Regions from separate parts of the Mus musculus genome. Here all the other regions are linked to region 1. A link is a loop called in an ENCODE intact Hi-C map of the cell type or tissue named here. Cell type or tissue: left cerebral cortex. All regions are shown on one strand. Region 1 holds the start of Aftph (aftiphilin). Region 2 holds the start of Lgalsl (lectin, galactoside binding-like). Region 3 holds the start of Sertad2 (SERTA domain containing 2). Region 4 overlaps Gm46273 (a long non-coding RNA gene). Region 5 has its middle 65 kb from the start of Gm32142.

What was found. Peaks named below come from ENCODE experiments on the same cell type or tissue, not always from the same donor. Only the 100,000 strongest peaks of a DNase experiment are listed, where the experiment ranks them.
Region 2: it touches region 1 in a loop (5-fold over the local background); 3 of 42 quality-filtered maps call a loop at or near these places.
Region 3: a loop joins it to region 1, with 11 times the contacts of the local background. A loop is called at or near these places in 8 of 42 quality-filtered maps.
Region 4: a loop joins it to region 1, with 6 times the contacts of the local background. A loop is called at or near these places in 4 of 42 quality-filtered maps.
Region 5: it touches region 1 in a loop (9-fold over the local background); 9 of 42 quality-filtered maps call a loop at or near these places.

What each region holds. Positions count from the first base shown.
Region 1 is chr11:20,740,131-20,745,130 of GRCm38, reverse strand. It overlaps Aftph (aftiphilin), which reads left to right and starts at 3,575. Exons shown (of 10, transcript NM_001290545.1): 1 at 3,575-3,825. It overlaps Gm46272 (predicted gene, 46272), which reads right to left and starts at 4,499. Exons shown (of 1, transcript NR_168691.1): 1 at 1,742-4,499. In left cerebral cortex, a CTCF peak has its summit at 2,321 (motif pointing right); DNase peaks (open chromatin) are centred at 2,600, 3,425, 4,203, 4,460 and 1 more place; H3K4me3 peaks cover 2,968 bases; H3K27ac peaks cover 2,568 bases.
Region 2 is chr11:20,828,997-20,833,996 of GRCm38, reverse strand. It overlaps Lgalsl (lectin, galactoside binding-like), which reads left to right and starts at 2,889. Exons shown (of 5, transcript NM_173752.4): 1 at 2,889-3,023; 2 at 3,650-3,721; 3 at 3,871-3,959; 4 at 4,551-4,728. The coding sequence starts at 2,988. In left cerebral cortex, a CTCF peak has its summit at 2,425; DNase peaks (open chromatin) are centred at 3,250, 3,450, 3,690, 4,684 and 2 more places; H3K4me3 peaks cover 3,218 bases; H3K27ac peaks cover 2,276 bases.
Region 3 is chr11:20,629,275-20,634,274 of GRCm38, reverse strand. It overlaps Sertad2 (SERTA domain containing 2), which reads right to left and starts at 2,298. Exons shown (of 2, transcript NM_001038625.1): 1 at 2,002-2,298. In left cerebral cortex, no CTCF peak of the experiment used is centred here; DNase peaks (open chromatin) are centred at 1,770, 2,472 and 2,832; H3K4me3 peaks cover 2,321 bases; H3K27ac peaks cover 913 bases.
Region 4 is chr11:20,911,384-20,916,383 of GRCm38, reverse strand. Gm46273 (a long non-coding RNA gene) reads left to right here. Exons shown (of 2, transcript XR_001780166.2): 2 at 3,951-4,783. Among named protein-coding and RNA genes, the nearest start is that of Gm32293, 3.4 kb to the left of the region's middle. In left cerebral cortex, CTCF peaks have their summits at 181 (motif pointing left), 1,077 and 2,236 (motif pointing right); DNase peaks (open chromatin) are centred at 190, 962, 1,975 and 2,241; H3K27ac peaks cover 1,207 bases.
Region 5 is chr11:20,540,432-20,545,431 of GRCm38, reverse strand. It overlaps a transcript of Sertad2 not described here. Among named protein-coding and RNA genes, the nearest start is that of Gm32142, 65 kb to the right of the region's middle. In left cerebral cortex, a CTCF peak has its summit at 2,608 (motif pointing left); DNase peaks (open chromatin) are centred at 1,426, 2,404, 2,556, 2,945 and 2 more places; H3K4me3 peaks cover 3,001 bases; H3K27ac peaks cover 2,240 bases.

The sequences.
Region 1 (5,000 bases):
ACAGAGAAACCCTGTCTCGAAAAACAAAAAAACAAAACAAAACAAAACAAAACAAAAAAAAAACCAAAAAAACAACAACAACAAAACAAAACAACAACAACAACAAAAAAGAGTGATTGTCTAGGGAGTGTAATAATTTGCAAATAAGTCCATAGTTCATCTGTATGCTAGGGTATTTTAAAAGCCCTTTTTTATTACAAAAAACATTCTAAATAGCATGAAAATAGAAAGCAGAGTATGACAAGCACTGGTATATTTATCACTCAGAGTCAAGAATATTGCTATATTCATTTTATCTCTGTGTATACATGGATCTCTTTCCCTAAGCCATTTAAAACCGAATTATGCATTTCAAACACTTAGAAATGGTTGTATATCATTGTACAAATCCATAATTTTATTAGTGTACTGAAAAATTAACAATTCATTCCTAAGGCTATATTTAATATTAGCACATGTTCAGACTTCCTAAACTGTCCAAGTACTTTTAGTGACTGGGACCTAGGATTAGCAGTGTTAGTGGTTTGAATTAGTGGAGGCAATATCAACAGTCCAAGGATGCCCTAGGGCAAGATTTCTCAAAGTTGGCATGACTGACATCCTGGATAGTTCTTTGCTATAGAGACTCGCTTCTTCTGCATTGCAGGAGGTTTCGATGGGTCCCCAGCTTCTACCTGTTAGCTTCTACTTGCACTTCCACCTTAACTGTAATAGTCAAGAATATCTTCAGACTTTACTCAACGTCATCAGCTAAGGAGTAAGGGTGGAGAATTAATTAAGAATTAAAATTGTCTTGGGGAAGATATGACAATAAAGTTTACACTATGAGACAGACTCTTAGCATTGTTGGGATATTTTACATACATTATAATGTGCATCTCTTCTGGATAACAGGTCTGTGAGGTAGGGACCCTTCTTTGATTTTTGCAGGTGGGGAAGGTTCTTAGTAAGATTCTGGGCTGTTGCTGAGGTTCACACCTGGTCTATTCTGTCTCAAAGATAATTCTTTGTTCATAGTCCAAGCTGTTTCTCTTTCTGACAACAGAGAATAAAATGCTGGAATGCTGGCATCCCAGGCTTAAGTGCAGAAGTGTGAGGCTCACTATGAGCTCTGAGAGGGAAGAGAATTGGTATGGTTAGAGTATCCATCCAGAGAGAGCAGGGAACTTCACCAGCAGTCTTCTGGGGGCTCTGTTGTTAGTGAATACTTAGAGAAGGGACAGCCATGAGAGCAGCCTTAGAGTGGAAGGGACAGGGATTGGATTTCAGACACTAAAGAAAACTTGGAAAGTCCCTGAGGTACAGCAACAGGGTGAAACTCCTTCATTCTTCCAGTGAATAAGCATTGAGCTTCTATCTTCCAGTGTCTTCTCCTATTGCTTTCTTTGGGCTCCTAAAGTCTTTATTGTAGAGGTAGTTCATCTACTTCATTAAATTTAAAAATAGTGGACATGGTGACACATACCTGTAATCACAGCACTTGGGTGGTAGAGATAGGGGATCAGTTCAAGATCCTCTTTAGTTTACAGGCTGAGAACTAGCCTGGGTTATAGGAGAACCTGGTTCAAAATAAAAGTAGAAAACCAGGGGTTTTCCCTCTGTGTTGTGTGTGATGCAGGTTTCTCTACTTAAGGTATGATTCACAGAGCCTCCCCCCTGGAAGAGCTTTTAGAGGTCAAAGAAATTTGAGTGTCTAAGAGGTAAACAATAGCACTACAATGTAACATTTGACTAAAAGGGGTAATATAAGTATAAACTTTACTATTTATTATGATTTCAGTTGTTTAACAAGGCTGAATAGGAGAAAAAATTAGAAGTGGTCAGGCGTTTTTCTTTTCTTGATGCCAAATGTCATAATCACATGTAAGAGTATCCAATTACAGGTAGGTTGATTGTGCTCCCAAGTCATTTGAACAAATAGCTACTCAGCTTCCATGGATTTAAAAAAAAAAAAATTAAGTAAACAGAGTTAGCCTCTTCACTTACCTAACAAAGATAATCATTTGGTAATCATATAATTTGTGAAATCGGGAAGATACTTTCCCAAACTGCACGGTTTCCTTTTAATGTTTAGAATCACTATATTAAACATTTTTGATTGGTTTAAATTATTTGAAAATCATCATTCAAACGTTTCCTTCGGATCTTAGTCAGTACTTATTTGGTAGATTTATCAAGTGAAAACAAACATATGTTTGTCTGAAATAAATTAATTTTCAGTTTTACACGCATTTTTTTTTACTTTCATTCTCAGACAATAAACATGTTTTACAGTGACATACTTTTTTTTTTTAATTTGCACACGAGCTACACCAGCAGGGGGCGAAATACAAAAGGAATAAATTTGACAAGCCATATAGATTTTTCTCACTTCAGTGACTGGCCAATAACAAAAATATTCAGCATAACCACAAAGCAGCAATGCAGTCTCTGTTATCTTGCAATGACTGAATTGTGAGGAGACAAATGAGGGTCTATTTTAGTTCTTCAAGTTAATTTGTCTAGAACATTGCAGAGGCAGGATAAACCATGATGAATTGCTATTGTCCTTATCTTTTTCAACGTGTGTAATTCCTCCAGTCAAAGGGCTAGACAGTTCTCTGAGATGACGGGTGTTTTCAGTCCTTGTTCCTTTCGGTTACTGCTGAGCTTTGCGGTTTGGGAACTATTTTAAATAATTCAGCGTGGGCAGAAAGAGAACCCGGCAGGGCTCAGGGTTTGTAGGGTAGAGTCCAGGGTTCACCGTCTGAGACAGGAATAAAAATCCTGCAGCTTTGTCTGAGTTTTACAGTGGAATGGTTTCTAACAGAGTCATAATAAAGGACGGGGAGATGTTATTAAAAAAAGACCAATTGCTCAGGAACCGATGGAAACAAAAACCTCTTATGACCTCTATTGTATAGAATCGCTCAAATGCACAAGTTGATTGGAAAGATGTATGAAAATGATCATCTTCTCCAAACACCAACACAATTCTGGACTGATTTTTGTAGAAGACCATTTGTTAGTTTGCCTGCTGACTTCTCGTCTTAAGTAGGACAATCACTTCTCGTTTGTTAAATAACAGCTTCCTCTTTTGTTGGCTTACATAAAAAGGGAAGGGAATGAAAGTCTTTTATTCCGGGCAAAAAGGACAAGCTGCTGAATGTTGTCCAGCCGGTTTTTCAGCAGAGATCTGGTTCCGTATTTCCATACGTCTGCAGTTTTATTCCAAGGCGGAACTTAACCCTCTCCCCGGCTCATCGGGAAAGTACTGGGCGGAGAGAAGCTCAGGTCTGTGGCCCGGAGCGCTGCCTCAGAGGGTCGGGAGGGGAGGGAGGACGTCCCCAGCCCACACTTCAGTGAGTACGGAAAAAAGACCGTTTGCCCGCAACCAAAATGGCGAACGTCGTTCCACACGACGGCGCCTGCGCAGAAGTAAGAAGTCTGTGACACTAATTCCCCTGGAGTGTCCTCCCCCACCCCGGCACCCACCAGCGCCCGGCCCCGACCTAGCCACCTGCGCCCGGAAGTGACGTATGGACAGCAGCGGTTCCCCGCTGCATGATGGGAGAGTGTGTGGAGTGGGCGGGGGTCTCCGCGGAGGAGGAGGAGGCGGAGGCGGCGGCGGCGGCGGAAGAGGGCGGAGGGTAGTGGGATGGGGGTCCCGCGGCAGCGCTGAAACTCCGGGTGGGCGTCCATGGCGCCGCGCCGCTGACAGGGCTGGGAACAGCTCCCCTTCCGCCCTCACCAGCTCAGCGTCCGAGTAACCGGTCCTTCCCCGGGGAGCCAGTTCCTCCCCGGGCCGCCGAGCCATGCCCATCGCGGCCGCCCGGGACGAGCCAGGTGAGTGCTGCCGCCGCGCTCCCGGGGTGCGGAGGACCCGGCCCGGCTAGTCGCCCCGGCCTGGAGCGCCTGCCCGCGTCGGCCCGCGTGCGGGCCTGCGAGCTCCGGCGCGGGCTCTGCTCTTCTCCGCGGGTGCGGAACGCCGCTGGCAGCGCCCGAAGCCGAGTGGCACGGCGCTCGGCATCCCAGGCTCGGCCGAGGAGAGCCAGCCGTGCCCTCCCGGCCGCCGTGGCCCGCCCTGCCTCTCGCCGTCCACCCGCCCCGAGCTGCGCGCCGGGGTTCCCTCCCGGCCGCTGTGTAGAAGTTTGGGGCTCCGCTCCGGCGTCCTCCTGCTCCCACCTCCCTCGTGACAGGTGTAAACACTGTCTGCCTCGCGGAGGCCCGAGGCCGGCTGCTGCAGGACTGTGCCGCCTCGAAGGGTCTCTGAATGCTCCAACGGACAGAGACGGCCCAGAGCTGTGTCCCTTGCGGAGAGGACCTTTTAGGCACTCCTCAGGAAATTATCTGTGTCTTCTCCCTCCTTGCGTCCGAAAGTTGAGCCATTATTCTTTAAGCTCCCGACGTGGCAGGTGCTGCCGGGGACAGAGGGTGAACGGTGGTGGGTTCTTTTTCCCTTTGGAAACGGAGACTAGTTGTGCTTCCTACCGCCCCCACCTTGTTGGTTTATTCAAGTTATAGCGTGATGTCCCTCTGAATCTGAATCTGTTGCGGTTGAGGAAAGAACTGACTCATACATGTAAATATTAACGGGGAGGGGGCAGGGAGCGTCAAAGGAGCGTTGGTTCTGTTTCAGAGTTCTTACTAAAAGAAGTAAAACTTTACTCAAACTTCAGGGCATAAATATCTTTCACGAGGTGTTTTTTTTGCGGGGGGGGGATAGTGGTGGGGATAGGAACTTTGGAAAGGTTCAAATCAGATTTTACATTTGTTGAACTATTAGAGAAATATATACTAAACTCTAGGGGGAACTCTGCTTCAACTCTAATGCGTTGATATAAGCAGCCTAGTTTACCATATTTTATAAGTTTCTAAACGTTGGCATTTGTAGGGATCATTTTTAACACTCTCCAGAAGTGTATTTGTTAAAACAAAGTACCTATGGTAGCCATATACATGGATATCTCTCACACGAATAGCAAGTTAGATCCAGCATTGTAATTTCTAGATCAGTAAAT
Region 2 (5,000 bases), 89 kb before region 1:
CACCTCCTGTTCACAGCACCAGCTCTGAAGGCAGAAGCAGGGTCCTCTGCCTCCTCCTTGCCAGGCTTCTGTTGCCATGTGGAAGGGGACAAGGGGACATGGAACTGCATCTTTGAAGCCCCACGCTCCTCTAGGGAATGGGTCATGACCATCTTCTTCAGAGGGAGGCTTTTATTTTGGTCTGTAATTAAAACACACACCGGAGGCTGAATCTAGCTTCCCCATAAATAACCGAAGTTAATGAAATGTTCAAAACTAGTGTTGACTGCCAAGTTTTACAGCATTCTCCTAATTGTTTGGGTATGAGAAAATTCTGTGTATGTCTAAAAGAATCATTTGATAACTAGGCCATAGTTCCTAAAATAATTAAAACCTGTAATCATGTTTTGAAATACAGAAAAGTTGTTTGATAAGTTGTGCCCTCCTACCTAAGTAGGCAATCAAAGAATGCTGAGTTTGGAGATTTTTTTTTTTTTCTTGTGTGAATGTTGCTCATAAGAGTGGAGACTGGCTTGACAAAAACAGTTATTAAAAACTAAGTGCCTAATGGACTTAGAGCAGTGTGTGGGGCCCTGTTTGTTAGAGTGGGCTGTGGCTTCCCTTCCCAGTGGGAGTCTGAGGGAATCAGCATCATGGGATAACAAACCTCAGCAGTGGGATATTTTGCAAATCTTTGTTGAGTCCCAGTTCTTAGAGCAATTGGGCAGGGTGGTGGCCCAGCTGCAGGCAATGGTCTCCTCACAATGTCAGAAATCTGTGAGCACAGATGCAGGTACACAGAACCTGAGCCCCCTCCTCCTGTCCTCCTGCCCTGGCTACATGCTGCCTGTTCTCTGGCCCTTGTTACATCAGCTACAGGGATGCGTCAACATCAGAGAGTACAGGTCCATGATGTGACTCAGTGCCAGTATGCTTGCCCTGCACATACAAGGCCATGGGTTTGCTCCCCAGAACCTCCAAAACCAAACCTCCTCTCCCTGGCTCAGAAACTTCCAGTGTCTTTCTGTTCCCTTCAAGTAAAAGGTGTCTCCAAGACCTCAGCCTTCACTTCTGCTCCACATGTCCAGCATTAATCTACAGGTCCCATCTTGCAAACTTTATCTTTACAGTTCCTGAGCCAGCAACCTCTTCTGGAGGTTGAGCCAGCCCTCCCTTTGTCCCTCCCTTCCTCCCTCCCTTTCTCCCTCCCTCCTTCAGAATTCTCAATGTCACTTTCCCAGACTACCCTACTTTAATAGCATCATCCTGCACTCTCCTCCTCCCCGCCTTATTTTTCTGTCTTACTACCTATATACTTGCAAGTTTGCTTATGTCTGCCTCTCCTCGCTACAATGTAATTTCAGCAATGCCCCTGCTAATTCTCAGCTCTTGGTCAACAGCAGACACTCAAAACTGTTGCTTAGAATGTGCTGAGTGTTCTTCTGGGGAAGGTGTGTGAACCAATTTATTAATCTTCACAGTAATTCAAGATAGGATCATCGTAGTAATTATTATCATGTCTGATGAAGAAATTAAGGCACGCTACTATCAGTAATAAGAAACTAAATTTGGACCCAAGACACCAGCCCTTTATAATAACCATGATATATTGTACCACGCTTAGCTAATAGCAAATAATTCAATGATTTTTTCCCTATGCTGACTCTTAGAAATTCAGAGAATCAAAGTATGACTTTAAAATATCAAGTTTCTTGTAATTGCCTAGTATGTTAGAATAATTAATAGGTGTGATTCTCAAGCTCAGATGAGTAAACAGGAGCAAAATGGGAGCCACAATGACAACTCTTCAGTCTCTAATTCTGAGAACCACTTCCACAAAGGCTCCGACTGTGGATTACAGGCATGTTCCCTGTCCCACAGAGATTACCATGATTAGCACTGGTCCATAAAGGGACACAAAAGCTGCAGAGACGCCAGGTCCCCCAAAGGGCCCCTCTGGGACTGTAGCAGCTCACTTGCTCAAGCTCCTTGCTTATTAGTGTGGTGATTCACACAGTGCATTGGGCAAGCCGAGTATGTCACCTAATAGAGAGTATGTTGATACAGCCTTATCTGAGAAGTTACATAATTATGCTAGTGTCAGGATACCATTACAGGAGTCTGAGCCTTAGCGTGAAAGAGGAGTGTATTCCCTAGGAAGTATTACACAAAGAAGGACTGGAGACTCCATTACCCCAAACTAAGCAAGTGACGTAAAATAGCTAAGGACAGAAACTGTGTCCACTTCAAGTTGCGGCTTGGCCGGGCACCTGCTGAAGAATGCTTCCGGGACCCCGACACTAGCCTGCGCTTCCCTGGGAACAGAGGGTTGGTCGGCGCTCAGCAAACTGTCCCCCTAGAGTCCTGGCTGCTTCTTTATTTAGGGTCAAATATGTACAAGCCTTGGACCTCCATTCTCCTTCTCCTCCAAACAGTGCAACTATCTTTCCTCCCACTAGGTTGGAATTCTCTGAAAGAAGCCATACCAGGTCTTCCTCTTTGGAGTCCTCCACCTTCTCTCGACCTCACTCCTGATCCACCCCCACAGTCCCCCAGGATGCGGAAGGAGGTGAGTGAGTAGGGTACCGACCAGGAGTGTCCCCAGCACCTGTCACCTGGCCCACCTGGGCCCTCCCTTCACCCCTTTCCCCAGCCCCACCCACCTTCCCGCCGACAGGCCACCGCCCTCCGGCCTTCAGCCGTGGTCCAATGGCCGTAGGGCAGGGCACGCTTAGCAAGCCGCGGCTCCCGGGCCCCGTCCCCGCCCTGTTCCCGGTTCTCGGTTCCCGAGCCGAGCCCTGCCGCCTTTAAATGCCACCCCAGGCCAACGCACTGCGGCCCTCGCCACCGTCATCCCCTCGCCGCCGCGATCTCCGCGCCGCCCGCCTCCCTTCCCCCTCCCGGGCCTGCGGCCGCGCCAGCCTGGGGCGTGCACGCGCGCCCGTGTGTGCGCGCGCCCGGCTCGGACCCGCGCCCGCCGCCGCGTCCCCGGCGCTCGCTGCAGGAACATGGCGGGGTCGGTGGCCGACAGCGACGCCGTGGTGGTGAGTGCAGCGGCCTCCCGCGAGGCGGGTAGCTCAGAGGGCCGGGGCAAGGACTACGGACCCGCGGTGCCGCGGGAAGCGCGGTACCTGTCAGCCGCCGCGGGGTGCGAGCTCGGGGGGCCCCGGGCGCGGGGCAGGAGGGCGCCGGCCAGGTGCGCGCTGGGCGCGTGTGCGTGCACGTGGGTTAGTGTGGGGCCGCGGTCCCGGCGTCCGGGATTTACCCCTTTGGAAACGGTCCCGCGCCGGGGGCTCCGGAGAGAAGCCGAGCGCTGCCGCTGCACTCCAGCCACGTCCCCGAGGACAGGCCAGGGGGCAGAGACTCCGGGAGCGTTTGTGCTTGGAGAGGGGCCTGCCGCCCACCTACACGGGCTTTGCTTCCCGGGTGGGCCGCGACCTTGAATTTGATCCGGTCTCAAGAGCCTGGGGATCATCAGAGGCTTAGACCGGATGGAAAGGCCGGGTTTTGTTTCGCGGTTATTTAATGGGCTATAAAGAGGCATCATATGTATGTGTGTCTGTGGAGGGCTGCTGGATCACTACAGATTTGTGTTGATTCCTCATCCTTCCATTCACTCCCTAATAAACAAGGGTCTGTGGAAAGCCAATCTGTGTGCTTCTATTTTTAGAAACTTGATGATGGGCACTTAAACAACTCCTTGGGTTCTCCAGTTCAAGCCGACGTGTACTTCCCACGACTGGTAAATCAATGTGCTCCGTGTCTCTGCCTTTATCCTTTTCCCCTCTGGTGCATTTCCTTGCTTTCTAATGGGTCTGATTCTCAGGGCTGAGGGTTTGGCTCGTCTCTAACAGCCCATAAACATCCTGTCTCTCCCCTCTTCCTTTGCAGATAGTTCCATTTTGTGGGCACATTAAAGGTGGCATGAGACCAGGCAAGAAGGTATTAGTGATGGGCATCGTAGATCTCAACCCCGAAAGGTAAGGGCAGAGCCCTGCCATTGCTGAGTCCCGCGGCTGCCTCCTCCCCTTACCCTACTTGCACAGTGTCACTAGTTAGGAGTGCCAAGAAAGTACCATGTTCCCATGAAAAGAATGTGTATCAATCCTAGCCATCATCTCTGCAGATAGCTATTTATATCAGTGATGATAAAAATAGGCCTACAGTTAATCTTTGACCCTTGAGAAGGCCAAAAGACTTCTTTTTTTATGGTTTTGAAACACGGTAGTCGTAACCAAACCTGTTAGAATAAATAAGAACCAAACTTACAAGATGTTTCCCTTGTCAAGTTCTGTGGCTGTTTTTGAGAACTCTGAGATGGATTAATGCAAGGGTGGCCTGAGGCATTTGAAGTCTTCAGTTGTAATTATTTTCAGTTCCACTGGAGTTTTCACCAGAGCCTACTTTAGGTAACAAAATCTATTGGTTTGAGTGTAATCCTTAGTGTCTGTGTTTAAACTGTGTAAACAGTAGCAGCCCATTAAAAGCCGATGAACCCACTGGAGGAGGAACTGGGTCAAGTTAAAATGTTACATCTGACTCCTGGCTAAGTGACACTGTTTTCTTTTTAGCTTTGCCATCAGCTTGACCTGTGGAGACTCTGAAGATCCTCCTGCCGATGTGGCAATTGAACTCAAAGCTGTGTTCACAGACCGGCAGCTGCTCAGAAACTCTTGTATCTCAGGAGAAAGAGGCGAGGAGCAGTCGGCAATCCCTTACTTTCCATTCATCCCAGACCAGCCGTTCAGGGTAGGTACCTTGAGTGCCTGATGCAGTGTTGGCAGGGCCCCTACTTACTCTGTATCTACTGTGTGCCAAGAGCTCTTTAAGAATTTCTTCATGTCCAAGAAATTTGTTGCCCGGAACTTGTCTCGAGGCCGAGAGAAAAGAATAAAAAACAACAAAAGAAGTCTGTTTGCTGATAGATGTTAATGCTTGCCTTAGTAGCTCTTGATTCTCTTCAGACCATATGTTTAGTTAATGGATGCATATATGCATACCTAATTGCTAAGTACTTAACT
Region 3 (5,000 bases), 110 kb after region 1:
AACATTTTAAGTAAGGCACGCTAGAGCTATGTAACTTTTACTTTACCATGGGAGTACTGTTTAAAATGCGCCCTCCCCCCCAATAAGGGTCAGCTATCACTGGTAAATTTAAGTGACTTAAAAACAACAAACAAAAAAAACTATGCTTGTTTGTCATGTCCACTTTGTTTAGTTGTGGTAACTGGATAAATTTCTATTTCTGTTCCTTAATTAAATTTAAAAAGCTGTTATGTAGGGTAACTCAGCAATGGGCGAGAGTTTCTAAATCTGAGTCTAACTCTTTTCTCAGTTCTTTTATCAGAAGCTGGCCTGAGCAGCTGTTACCTACCAGTCTGTGACACTTGCATGACAATAAAACTATTCCTAGGACACCTCCTGCTACACAGTGAGTTACTATAAAATGTGAGTCCCTACCTGTTGAAATAAAGTAAGGAACAGACCTGGGTGGAGAGGGAGGGAAGGTGAGCTACCAAGTCCACGAAGCATACATAACAGTTGAACGTATTTTAATTAGGAGAGGAAAGACATCATTTTAAACCCTTCCTAACCTGAACACAATCACTGGATGGCCCTGAGTTCACTGTGTAGACCAAGCTAGTCTTGAGTTCCTACAGATCCACTAGTGCTAGGATTGTAAGTGTATGCCAGCACAACCCAGGCCAGCAATGTGTATTTTCAAATAAAGGAAATTTTTATAAAATTATCAGGAAAGTAAAGATCCACAATTATTCTTGCTCATGCCAGAGTTGAAATCTTAATAACTTCACCCTCAAATCGGGATACTATGATATTAAAGGGCTCTGGTGAAGTAGCCACTGGGTAAGCAACTAACCCAGCAGCAGACCCAGGGCTCTCTGGTGTGGAGCCTTCCAGGAGGTTAAGTGGAGCCCAGGCCCACCTCATTCCTGCCAGTCACAAAAATTACAAAAAGCAATTCTGAACAGTTAGGGCCTGGGCCATCCTACTGGTGACTACAACCTCCAGGCCCTTTTCCATAGGTTCTGAACACTTCTTAACAAATACTAGGAATTCAAAAGCACGTTTCAAGAACAAAGCTTGAAAACAACGACTGTTCCTGAAAGCCAGCTAGGGTTTGACTGATTCTACTTAAATAAAATCTGCCGTTTCTGAGTCTGTCCCTGCTGACTGCCCTCCACTCAGTGCCTGCAAAACCGACTTTCTACTCCTGAAACTACCTAGATGCGAGCAAAAAGTTATTCTAAAACAGTCTCACTGCTTTGCGAAACTTACAATTCAATTTTCAACTCTACTGATTTGCTACCATTCCGGCTAAAGCTAAGACAATTTATAGTTAAGAAAAATATGAACAATTCAGTACTTTCTCTCGACGCAATGGTCCTCTGAAGTGCCCAGTGTCAATGGTACAAAGTCTACGCGTCGGGACAGCTGGCTCCCCTCAGCACCGCCCCCCCTCTGCCCCGTCATAGGCGGTTAACACCAAGATGACTTGTAGATTTCTAATTTAAAAACCAGGAAGGCATTAAGTTTAATAAACATTTGGATCCAAAATCAATTCACTTGGGCACGGAAGAAAAGAGGGTGAAGAGAACTGTTTTAACGCAAAACCACCGGGAAACTCTCGAAACACAATATAGCAAGTTGGATGCAAACCCAGACACGGAACTCAAAAGTGAAGCAGCCTCCCTGCCAGCAACCGGAATCTTTAAAAAAAAAAAAAAGTCTCGCACGTTCTCAGCACCAGAGCCACCACAGCGAGCGCGCGCGCGCGCGCACACACACACACACACACACTCACACACACACACACACACCAGCTGTGACGGCAAAAGCTCCGGGCCCCTGCCGCCCGGACCCCGCCCCAGGTCGTGACAGTCGGGGTCTCCAGGCGGCCAGCGGGTGCTCCCCAACCTGCCCGGTCCGGCCTCCGCTGCCTTGGGCTCCCGCCTGGCCCAGCCCAGCACCGCCCCTCGCCCGCCGGAGCCCAACCCCGGGGAGCCTCCAGCTCGGCCCGGAACTCACCACAAGCAGGTCCACCAGGAGCTAACGCATCGGAGGGGTTTCCGCCCACCCCTCAAGCTATGCCCGCTCCATGCGGGGCGCCCCCGCCGCGGGGCCGACGGTAGCAGGGAGCTCGGCGAGGCCGGAGCTACGACTCCGGCGTCCTCTGCTTGCGAGTCGGGAACATTATACAATGGTGGAGGCGGCGGGCAGCCTGGAGGAAGCAGGAGGCGGGCGGAGTGGACGCCCGGGCCGAGAGAGGTACAGCTCGTGCTCCAGCACTCGCCGTGCGGGAGTGACGTCCGCCTGCGAGCCTCTGGCGAGCTCCGGCCAGGCCCCGTAGGCCCCACCCCCTGCCTGGCCGGGCCCCGCCCCACCAGCCCCGCCCCTGCAGTATAGGCCCCACCCTGCCCCTCCCACCTCCTACTATAGGTCCCGCCCACCCGTGCCTTCAGGTCCAGATCTCCGTAGGCCCCGCCTCCAGCCGGTCCGGACCCGCCTCAGCTTCGCAGGGCCCGCCCCGGGCCCGCCCAAGTGCCATAAATGCAGATTCCCTCAGGGTGAACTCTCAGGAAGCGGCGGACAGACACCAAGCTTATGCAGCCTCTTCTGTGGACTGAAAGCTAAATAGGAGAGGTAGAAATGGGAGCGCCCAAGCCGGACCGCCACTACTACCACTAATGGCCCCCACATACTGGAAAACAGACATGACAGAGTGGGTGATGACAAAGACGGCAGCGCTGGCACAGTCCGCAGAGGAGCGCGACCACAAATATGACAGGCATCCGAGCTATTTGGCCACTTGGGCCGGCTGGCGGGAGGATAGGGTCCACCAATGGCCCTCGGAGATATGGGAATGGGGGGAGGGGCCAAGGGCTCCGTGTGGAGCTGACGACAGAAGTTGAAATGAGTCACCAACTAGTACCTTTGGAGTCGGTCGGACATACCAGAGTTGCATCCTTTATGGAGACCATGCAGCCAACCAGAGGGAGACCACGCTTGGAGAACACAGGGAACTGGAGGCGTGGTCCTCTGCCCACAAGTTTCACGCTGATAGCCTTATCTTTCCCATTTAAAAAACAAAAAACAAAAAACCCCAAAACAACAAAAAATCCTTAATGTTTTTAACTACTCAAACTTAGCAAGGAGCTTTATATTGTCCTTAGTATTAGCATGTGCCTAAGTGGTTCGAATTTAAGAGAACTAAGAGGCCAGGGACAGCTCAACAGGAACATTTATCATTACCTTTAAAATGGCATATGCATTCTACATAAAGATATTACAAAAGAAATTCAGGCACTTTAAAATTTTGGCTGCCACTCCAATCAATAATTTCTCTTCAGACCACTTTGCTGTTTAATGGTCCATGACACTAGTTGTATTTAAGGACAATAAAGCTTTAAGACCTAACATAAAGGTCTTAAACATCAAGACAAATTTATTCCAACTCAAACTGTTCTGTAATGATTTGTTATCAATCGAGTTGATGATCCTATCAAAATTAAATATGAGCCATCACCAGTTGTAGGACCCCTACACTAGGTAGGAAGAGGCAGGCAGATCTCTCTTAGTTCAAGGTCAGCCTGGTCTACATAGGCAGTTGTAGGCCAGCCAGGACTAAATAGTGAGAATGTGTCTCTAATAATTATAATAATTATTATTATGATGTGTGCTAAACGGTAAAGGAGACAATGTCAGGTTTTATTAATTAGAGAAGTAAAAAGGTTTTTGTTGTTGTTGCTGTTTGTTTTTAGCAAATCCTTGGCATTATCAAAATCTCATATACATGTTTCATGAGGTATAACCAATATCAGCTAATTGTATATCTCTCTGGCAAGTCATTATAATAGCACAAAATGGCATCGCATAGAGTATGAGGTCTTGCTCAGTGGCATAAACTTTCACACATTTTGCTGGAGAGCCAAGATGGTTTTCATTTCTAGAGTTCTGCATTTGGAGACAGCACTAACCCCTCCTGGCTCTAATTACCCACTCACTTAGACTTTGAGTGCTCACTTTAAGAAACCGCCATTGAAATAGTAGCTACAATAATCTTCCTGTGATGTCTTTGTGGGAGGCCAGAGGTATTTAGTTCTGTTGAATTTAAAATGAATTGAAACTGTTATTCATGAATTGAAGTTTGCAAAAAGACACAGAATTTTATGACACTTGGATATTTTTTAACAAATGGCTACCCAAATACAGTGTTCCTGCACAAAAGGAAAGCCAAAATTAAAATAACATCTTAGTGTGTCAACAGAACGAACACATGTTGTCTGAAGTCTATGTTCTATGTATGCTTACCTAAAAGTCTGAGTTCTGAGGAAAGCAGCCCAGAGTTGCTTCTGGGGTGAGATATCGCACAGTTCTATTTTTGAAGACTTAGAGGCTTATCAGTGCATGAGTTACAATTTCACTTAACCAACTTCTAGAATCTGGTATATCTGACCAATTAGTCAAAGTGTGAAGTGGCAGCGTCAACAGCTGCCAGTGTGGTCCAACATCAGGTACTTCTGTCTCCCTGCTCCTTCTCGCCAGGCACAGCAATCTAGCCAATCCTGCCTAATCTGAGACGTTTAAAGATAAAGGAAGATCGCCCTGTACTTAAAAACAAAAACAAAAACTTTACGAGTAAGGGTGTATCTGGGAACCATGTGCATGCTCTGGTCCTATGGAGGCCAGAGAGGGTGCTAGATCCTCTGGAACAGGAGTTACAGAATACTGTGAGCGCCTGTGGTGGTGGGAACCAATCTGGGGTCCTCTACAAGTGCAGTAAGTATTCTTAACTGCGGTACCATCTCTTCAGGGCACCTTCCCTGAACTTTTGAGGTATACTCAAAGACTGAAGGCTTTTACTTTGAAACAGGCTCTCTTTTCATAGCTCCATCTGTCCTGGAACTATGTAGACCAAGTTGGCCTTCCCCTGCCCCCGCAACCCGCCCCGCCCCCGCCTCCCACCTCTGCAGGGAGTAAAGGTATACACAATCAGGCTGGGCCAGATTTTTTTTTTCTTTATAGAG
Region 4 (5,000 bases), 170 kb before region 1:
CTTCTGGAAGGAAAGACATGCTCAGGACAATTTTAGTCCTTTTTTAGTTTTGACAAAGATCAAACTGGGGTTAAAGTTAGGGAGGCTGGAGCTCCTGGCACAGTTGTCTCAGGCCACAGAGTTCATCTGGGCTCTTGATAAACTGAGGTGGGTGGGCATTGCCCTCTGCTGGGGCAGATCAGGAGAGAGGAGCTGAGGCCAGTGACGGTTGCAACTTGGAGGACGGGGTCTGGGGTCCCAGACTTTCTCGTTGAAGCTTTGTCTCTTTGACCTCCACAACCTAGAGATGAGTTTCTGATCTTCCCCAGCACCTTCAGAGCAACAAAGTAGCCAGCCATGTCTTCTTTAGAAAGGAAGCTAATTTGTGTCAGGTTTGAGAGAAACAGAACAGAAGCGAGCTGAGGGGCCTCTTCTCTGCCCTGGCAAGGAGGGATTTTTCCTGTTGTGTGTAGCCACACAGCTAGCCTCTTCTAACTGGCCCTGAAGACCCCTCCCCTTCTGCTTCCTGGATGGCTCACAGACCAGCATGTCCAAGAGGCAGCGCTGCTGTGCCAGTGTCCCGTGGATTTTATTTTAAACTAATTTCATTACCAAGGGGTGGATGGCATGGAGGAAAGGGGTTAATTATAATAGAGGGGATTTTTTTTTTTAAAAAGACCTAGTTTCGAAAATCTCAGACTTAATTTTGCAAATTTCTTTTACAGAGGGAGTTACTAAGCTAAAGTCATTTGCATTATGGTCTTAATTACCACTGCATTTGTATATGAGATCATCAATAAAGATTCTTGGCCATGTGTACTCAGAATAAGTGACTGATCCTAATGAGGCCTTTGTTCCTCTGGAGCCTCTCCAAGCCATTTCCTCTGTAGTGGAGAAGCTCGACATTTGCCAAGCTGGTGGAGGCGTCTTAAATTAGAAAAAGCCTGTGAAGAATCAGGAGATTTTCAAAGTGGGTGTATCAGGAGAGGGGATGCCAAGCTGTATCTGTGTGTGGTACTTCCTGTGAGGGCTGGGGTGCACTGCTGACTTGTGGCTGCATTAGCCTTGCTGGATAGCCACAGACAATTCCCTTCTGTGTCCTTCCAGCGACACAGGAAATAGCCTCTGGGGCCCTTCCTCCTGCAAATCACACATGCTGACTAGAGCGTCCTGCTTCTGCCTGTCCCGCTTCCGCTAAGGGACGTGCATGCAGTCCCGGCCACCACACTTTTATTGGAAAAGCTGTCTTCCAGTTTAACTCTAAAAAATAAGCAACACTGATTATTTTTCAGGGGTGGGAAACACTGGTGTGTGTGTGTGTGTGTGTGTGTGTGTGTGTGTGTGTGGTCTTCGGGGATGTGTGTGGAGGTTGGGTTTGTGGGGTGTGTGTGTGTGTGTGTGTGTGTGGTCTGTGAGGGGGTGTGTGGAGGTTGTATTGTGTTTTGGAATCCATTTTGAAGAAGATAAACTTCTTTGTGCGGGGGGCGGGGGGTACGAAAGGGCACAGTGGGTGCCCCCTGAGCTCTACAATGTTCACACCCTCACACCGATCCTTCCCCCACACCCGCATGCACCTCACACCCTGCAGAGCTCCACAGCACATGTGTTCACCTGCAGCAGTTCTTATCTGAGGAGAATATGTCCCAAGACACACCACACACACACACACATATACACACACACACACCAGTATTTCCCACCCCTGAAAAATGCACGTGCGTGTGTAGTCATGTGGGGCAGTCAGATACCTTCTCCCTTCCCCAGCACTGGTTTTTCTCATGTGTGGAACGGAGGGTACTAATAGCCACTCTGCAGCCATTTCTCTGAATGATAAATAAGTTAATGACAGGAAACAGCACACAGAGGCTGTAACATTAAAGTTAGAGGGTAGTCAGGTGCTGAGCCAGAACTTGGCATCATTGAAGCTGACGGTCAAGATTTGAGGGGGTCGGTGACAAGCAGATTGAGGAATCTGTAAACAGCCCGTGTACTGGTTCTGAGAGCTCTAAAAAACTGGGTTGAAAATGAGAAACACGGGAGCCATCAAATTGCACCAAGTTGTTTGTTTGTTTGTTTTTTCTAGTGTGAGCCAATCTATTGAGACTTGGACTCTAAATATTACGTTTGAGTCACTCCTGCTTCCTTCCCCTCCACCAACAACCTTGTCTGAGACATATCAGGACTGTGGCTTTTCAGCATCTCCCACCAAACTCTTGTCTCTCATCGTAGGCAGAACAGCCCCTTGCAGGAAAAGACACTAGGTGGCGCCAGACCCTTGCGTTTTCCAGCCGTCAAACACTTCCTTTTCCTGTGAGGTTCTGTTTTCTGAGAGAAGTACTAATCTTGCTAGAGACTTGGGGGCTACTTCAATCCATTCCACAAACATAAATCAACTTCCTATCTGTTGTAGGTAGGCTTCTTATTGCTGTGATAAAACACCATGGTCAAAGCAACTGGGGGAGGAGAGGGTTTATTTGGCCCACCCTTCCATATTTCTGTTCATATTTCAGAGGAAGTCAGAACTCAAAACAGGTCAGGAACCTGGAGGCAGGAGCTGGTGCAGAGGCCACGAAGGGGTGCCCCTTACTGACTTGGATCTTCATGGCTTGCTCAGCCCTTCCTTATAGAGCGTAGGACCACCAGCTCAGGGGTGTCCCACCCACAGTGGGCTGGGCCCTCCCCCACCAATCACTAATTAAGATCATGCCCTACAAGCTTGTTTTAACCTGATCTTATGGAGGCATTTCTCAATTGAGGTTCTCTTCTCTTGGATGACGCTAATCTGTTTCAAGATGATAGAGAACTACCCAGCAAACTGTCTCAGCTCAAGGCACCCTCCTCCCTTGTGCCTCTGCTGCTCCCCACCCCACCCTTTTCAGATGCGGTCATGGAAGGAGGTTACTAGACCTGATGCTGAGACCCTAAGTTCGCTACCAGCTATAAATATATTCCTTTTCAACTTCTGCCATCCCCTGAAGAGCAGGAAGAAAAACACTTTCTTCCTTAGGAGGTGCAGGAGAAAGAAAAGAAAAAGGCGAATCCCTCTATGAGCACAGCTGAGTCTTCTGTCCCCACCGGGTCAGAGCTGCCAGCACAATCTGACCTCAGGCCTTCTTATGCTAGGCCTTGCCCTTCCAGGGGAGCACAGGACCTCATTGTCCCCAGTTCAATTCTGAGCACCTCTTCCAACCTTGAGAGCTCAGTGCTGGGGCTGATGGATTCCAAAGCAGTTTCCTGCTTACATCTGGAGCATTCTCCACACCTGCAGGCACTGTCAGTGAGCAGATAAAGTGATTGACACCCTCAGGCCTCCTTGTCACTGCTGGGGCTTATGTCTGTTTAAAATGAAGCTGTTCATGATGCCCACCAGATCAGGCGGTTAACGGCAGTTTGGGCCAATAGTGTTTCCATTGGCAGTGTCTGTCTGGGTATAGGAAGTCTAATTGTTCATAAGAAAGTCCCAGCCTTCTCTTCCTCACCGCTTACTCTATGGGATTTCCTGTGGTGAGAGACTTTGGACTTTGCAGAGTTGGGGGACAAGTGTGAGGGGAGGCTCCTAGCCTCTCCCACCATGAGGACACAATGAGGAGCCAGCTGTCTCAGACACAGTAGGCCCTCAGAGGACTCTTTTGGGAGCTGAATGTATCTTTCCCCAGACAGCCTGCCCTGTTAACACTGGTGGTTAAATTACAGGTCCTTGCAACCACCAGATATTGGAAAGGGTTTTACTTTAATATTCCCTTGCCTTCTTAAAGACCAGATCACTAGGAAGAAAGCCATTTTCTTTGGCTAATGCAGTAGTTCTCAATCTTCCTAATGCTGTCTGTGACCTTTTAATGCAGTTGCTCATATTGTGGTGAGACTCCCCACCCCCTGTAACCATAAAGTTATTTTTGTTGTTACTTTATAACTGTAATTTTGCTACTGTTATGACTCATAATGTAAATATCTGTGTTTTCTGATGGTCGCAGGTGACCCTGTGAAAGGATCAGTCAACACCCCCTATGGGTGTCGTGGGTTGAGAAGCACTGGGTTAAGGTTTCATGAACTGGAGGCACATCTACAGGAAGATTACAGAAAGTGGCCACCATGAGGATGTCGGCGGTCTGTGCTGCAGCCTGAAGATGCATTGATGTTTACAGGCCTGCTACAGCTGCAGGCCGTGTTAACAACTCTGCGCCCCACTGCCTCTCGGGGCTTGTCAGGGCTTGTCTGGGCCAGGGGTCCTACTGCAGAGGGGAGCTATGTTTGTGGTCTGTGCTGTCGCCAGAAACCACGTGGACCCTGTGATCCATCAGTCTGTGTTGGGTTGGTCATCCATACCATGCCATGTGTGCCCAGTCCCATCCCCCACTGGCTGTGAAGAGCAAGGAGGCTTCTTTTGCTGTGATATGGATGACTGAAGACACACAGTTGAAATAAGGGACATGGAAGGCTTCTGTGACAACCTCTACCCACCCCAACTACCCCGCAAAAGTAACAGCCTCGTCAGGAAGCCAGTGAAGAGAACTCTTACAACAGTGTGATAGGGTGCTGAGGTGTAGCTCTCCATAACTGACGCTTCTGGCAGGGTTGTGGAAGGCAAAGGACTCAGTTCTCTCTCAGGGACAGGCCACTGGGAGTTTGACAACACAAATGGGACTTTCAAAAATTATTATTTTTATCTTAACATGTTTTGGGGAGAGGCTTGCAAGGGTGGGGGGCTGACACAGAAGGCCTGGAAAGCGAGTGTGATTAAGGCCTGCACTGTGTTACTGCGTCACACATATTAATAGGTTCCTATGTCTTTTCTCGTACTAATCTATCCATTGTCACTTCATTATAAGAAAACTTCTGGGGGAGAACCCCTGCCCCACTGCAGTACAGAACCCACCACGTCTTTATCTCAGATGCCCAGCCTTCAAAACTATGGCTTCGTAAGCTATGGGTCCCATCCCTCATGGGCCACACTGAATGTAGGGTTTGAACAGAAAACTTGGCAGCAGTGAAATGCAAAATGACTGAGTGTTTCTGTCAGTGCT
Region 5 (5,000 bases), 200 kb after region 1:
CATTTTTGTGGGTACTGAGAATCTGAGTTCAGAAAATGGACAACCAACTGAGCAATCTCTTCAGCCCCTGTGACTTCACTCTGAAAGTCTATGCAGATACCTGTCTTCCAGCAGTGATGGCGAGCATTCTATTCATCTTTGGGGGAGGGGAGGTCTTTTAAAGAGGAGCCTTTCTGGAGAAACAACTGGAGAAAACCACTACGGTCCAGATTATTTTAAACTTGTCCAAGGTCACAGAGCCAGTGAGGGAAAGATACTGGCAAAATTCAAATTCAGACAGCAGGATGCCCTGTGCTCTGAGGCTTCAGCCTCATGAAAAAAGTCACATGCAAATTTATTAAACAACTCAAAAAGGCTCTGTGTAGGTCTTCCTGAAATATACTGAAAGGTCTTGAAGCTGGTGACAAGTGCTTCTTTAAAGCAACATTTACATATAAGTCACTTTTAAACTTCACCACTTTGGACTGATCATAACCACATTTCTGCTCTTTAAAAAGAAATCTTTCTGTAGCAACTTGGCAGATTTCAGTACAGGAACAGTCTATTCTTTAAAATTAAATTTAGTAACAACTTATTCTGGTTAGTCTGAAAGAGAAGTAGAAAATGAACTACTAAGAGGTCTTTGCTGTACTTTAATATTTCAAAATATGTTTGGTTTGGCCTAATTTAAATCTTGTGGACAACTACTGCAGAACTCCATTTCAAGAGGGTAATAGCGACTTAAAACTAATGAATTCTAAACAGCAACCCTGGAAGCCAACTCGGAGTAACCATTTCTTATCATTCTTTCACCTCAAAATAAATACTAAAGATCCATACAGCAAGACTCTCGTGACACAGGTAGTGGTGGGTATTCGTAGTCCGGAGGCATTTAAGATGGAGAAACCAAATTAAAAACTGAAGAAATTCTGTAGAATAATGTTGCTTAAAGAGTAGTCAAGAACACAAAATTTGTATACCCAAAGAAACAACCTCTAAGCTGTTCTGTGCATAAAGACGAAGACAGAATTCTGCGTTGCAATGCCTCCCTAGAGCAAGAGAAAACCGAAGTGGACATACCATGCTGGAGTCCCTTCTCACCTGCTCTCTTCCAACAGGTTTAGACTTCAGAACCTTTAATACTGAATTCACATTTTTTTTCACAAGAAAACCTATAAAATTGCTTCAAAATAAAAACTAAGCCATTAGGCAACCAGTATTCTCCTCTATCACCATGCACTCAAATTACAAACACCTTTTGCTTTGCCTTTATTGAATGAAAGTTAACTTCGATTTAGAGGAAAATGTGCCCCCATTAGGCATTTTTACACTTTCTGCGGGGCACTCAGTCTATCAGATCACATCGCAGACTATTACTGCTCACTTAGGCATTCAAAAGACAGAGAGCATGCCAGCACCAATTATTTCACAGGCGGCATAATGCCCCGCTGGTGGAAGTCTGGCAATACCTACATGTACAGCAAGACAGGAGAAGGAGGGTGTCAAGGGCGGGGAGGGGGGGTGGAGAGGGGGAGCGAGAGAGGGAAGGAGGGAGTCACCTCCTCATCCACGCCGACCGGGAACCTCCAGCCACAACCTGATCCCTGCCCTGCCCAAAAGTGGCCCGGCCACCACATTTTTTTTTATTTATTTTTTCAGACCACCCCACCCCAAACCCCACTCGGTACTCACCTTCCGCGAAGAAGTGGGCGCCGGGTCCAGCCCCCGGGCGGGTCGTACGGCCGCGGGGAGAGGACGTCGGTCGGCGCGTCCCTAGGTGTGGGACGGGGATCCCGACGAGTGAGAGCGCGGAGGAGCGGGAGGAGGAGCGGGGTGGGGGCTCCCGCTCCTACGGAGCCCGCTGGTCCTCCACCGCTGCCCCGCGGAGGAAAGCCGACCGAGGGATGGACTGACTGTCGGGGAAACGGCGGGGATGGGCGAGACAGGCTAAAGGGGCGATACCGCACACGGACTGGACGGGAGACGGCAAGAAGCGGCTCGGGGTCTAGCCCATGCCGTGGCGGCCTGGGGGCAGAGGCTAGCTGAAGGGAAGTTGCCGAGGCTGGCGAGATGCGGGAAGAGGGCGCACCGGGAGGAATACAGCCAGCCAGCCATGGATAGCGGGGCGCCGAGAGCAGGGGCGGCCGGCGGCGGGGAGCACCGCCCGCTCGGCTCGCTCAAGACATTTAATTGGATTGATAGGTTGTGCAGTGACTCACAGACTTTAAAGAGTCCTAGGGCAGTCCCCGCCCAGCTGGACCGGGAAGGAGCGGCGAGGCGGGCGGGGTAGGGGGCTGGGGAGAGCCGCGAGGGAGGCGGCGGGCGGGGCGGGAGCGCAGCGAGGCTGCCCAGTGGCAGGGCGTACCGCCGTGACGGGCGTGATCATAGACCAATGGCAGTGAGGCTCGCTAGGTGGCTGGCTTCGCCCCTGGCCCAATGAGTCTTCTAAGGACACTGTAGAGCACCGGGCGGGGGAAGTGATGGGGGTGGGGAGAGGTGGGTGGACGTTGAGCAGGAGGAGGAGAAAAGGAGCCGCGGGAGACCCGCGGAGTCACTCTGCCCTCCTCGTTCTAGAAGTGCGCTTTCCGCCAATCCGAGCGCCACCTGGGGGTGATGGACGCCGGCCTGTGGCCAATGAGGAGGAGAGGCTGGCGGTGAGGAGCGGGCGGGCCCGCGCTCTGGCTCCCTCCTCCCGCGCGGTCCTCCAGCCCGCCCGGCCCGAGTCAGTCACGCAAGTAACCGTGTGAGAGCCGGGCCGCGCGGGGCGGGGCGGGGCGGGGCGGGGCGGGGCGGGGCGGGGCGGGGCGGGGCACCGCAGCTGGCGGCGTAACCCTGGACCGGCTGGAGGGGCGCGCGGGCGGGCCCCTTGCGAAACCTGCCAGTGGACCTGCCGGCCAAGCCCACTCTCAGGGCGGACCGATTCGGAGTGGATACGATCCAAACTTGATCCGCGTCCATAGTGTCCACTGCTAAAACAGCCCCTGTGGGCACGTGCTCTGGGATTTCAGGAGCCAAAGACGCAAGGCGTGGCAATCACTTTGGCCCAGGATTTGCCCGTTTTGTGGGGGAAGTCGCCTAGGGTGTAGACAGGTTGAAACAGCTCCTCAGAACACATGTTCTTTTATTGGGTTTCTGGAAAAGGCACTTCTTAAACTGGTGTGAACGACTCTGTTCGGGCTTTGCAGTACGCGTGTATCTTAGCTTTCTCCAAACGTCCCTCTGCACTCTCCCACTCCCTCACCTTGAACCCTAAGGCAGTGCCAGAGTGCACCTACTCAGTACTCATTCCCAGGAGCTATGGCGTGCCTCGATATTTTGGCTGTTGTCCAGTAATCACTTCACAGACTTTAACCCATTGTTATGCATTAGGATTTGAAAGAAATCCCCCCCAAAAAGCAAACACGCTGGCAAAACCCATCTTCTTACCTACAAAATGCATTGTTCGTTTCTGGTGTTGTTAAGACAGAGTCTCGATACTTGATCCTGGCTGTCCTAGTGTTTGCTGTGTAGCGCAGGCTGGCCCTTAAACCTGTTTCATCCCTACTGCCTTGACTTCTTGGCTTCCTGGATTCAGAGGTGTTTTCCTGGGGCTTAAAACAGTTGCATTCATATTCAAATATACTGGAATACCCAACACCCACTTTTGAAATAAGTCAAGTACTGGTGAGACAATGTTGCTTTAGGGTCTTGAAGTGGGTGAGACTCCCCCACCTCCACCCTCATCCCGAGATAACCGAAATCCACAGTGCTCTAAAAATGGGAAAAAGATAAAAATGAAGACAAATGTTTACTCTGGTCACATTGGGGCTTTCCTTAACTGTGCTCACCTTAGGACCCAGACCTTTCTGGAGCTTAATTGTGACACAGCTTGACTCCGTGATTACCTTCTGGTCCAGAATCTACTAATGAAAATGAACTATGCCAGCAACTTCTTGCAACACACATCTCATTTATGCATTTTCTCTTCGTGTGTTGAAACTACACTGGAGCTATACAGGGCAGGGGACCTAGTGTTCTCACTGTCAGCCTAGTGATTCGTACAAGGTGAACAATGTTAGCTGGATCCCTCACTGTGGCAAAAACAAACAAAACACTCCACTACTCCTAATCTGGGTTACTGTACTACATTTTATTTTATGCAGATGAGTGTTTGCTTGTATTTATTATTTATGTGTACTATGTTAGTGCCTGGTGCCCATAAAGGCCAAAAGAAGGCATTGGATCCCCTGGAGTCAAAGAAAGCTGCTCTCACAGCTGTGTGTGTGCTGGGAACCAAACCTGGGTCCTCTGCAAGGGCAGCAAAGTGCTCTTAACTTCAGAGCCATCTCTCCAGAAGCTAGATATATATATATATATATATATATATATATATATATATATATATATATATATATATATATATTCTTCTATGAGGTCATTTTATAGATAGGTAAATGTAGTGAATTATTGTATATACCATAATGGTACTAAGAACAGATTTTGACTCTGAAAGATCTCCAAATAAGGGTTAGCAATCTCGTGGTGGAAGAGCTATGGCTTGCCTCCAATCCTTACCATGTGTCACTTTAGAATTCTGTGCCCTCCTTATTCCAATATTTCTTAAAGTGTGGAAGGCCTGCTAGATTCCTGGGTCTCCCCTCAGGTCTATCGGTTATTTGCTGCTTAAGCAATAGTTCAGGTGATTTGAGTATTGACACACTAACCACTTCATTAGACACCTCTCTTTCTTCCTGTCCTTATTCTTTTTTCCTCTCACATCTATTTCTCTCCTGGCTTCTACTTTATGATCGTTTTGTGATCACTTGCGTATTTGCTGTGCATAAGTCTGAGTAGAAAGTGCTGTGTGCTGCTGTTCTTGGGGAGACAGAAACAAATGTCTGATTACCCAGGGCAAAGCTAAGTATCACAAAGGGCCAACTTACTGAATCAATGAATTTCCTGGGGTTACTTACAGAACATGGACTACTCATTTGCAGTCATGCCACAGAAAGTCCACCCCAATATGGGTGACAACTCACCAA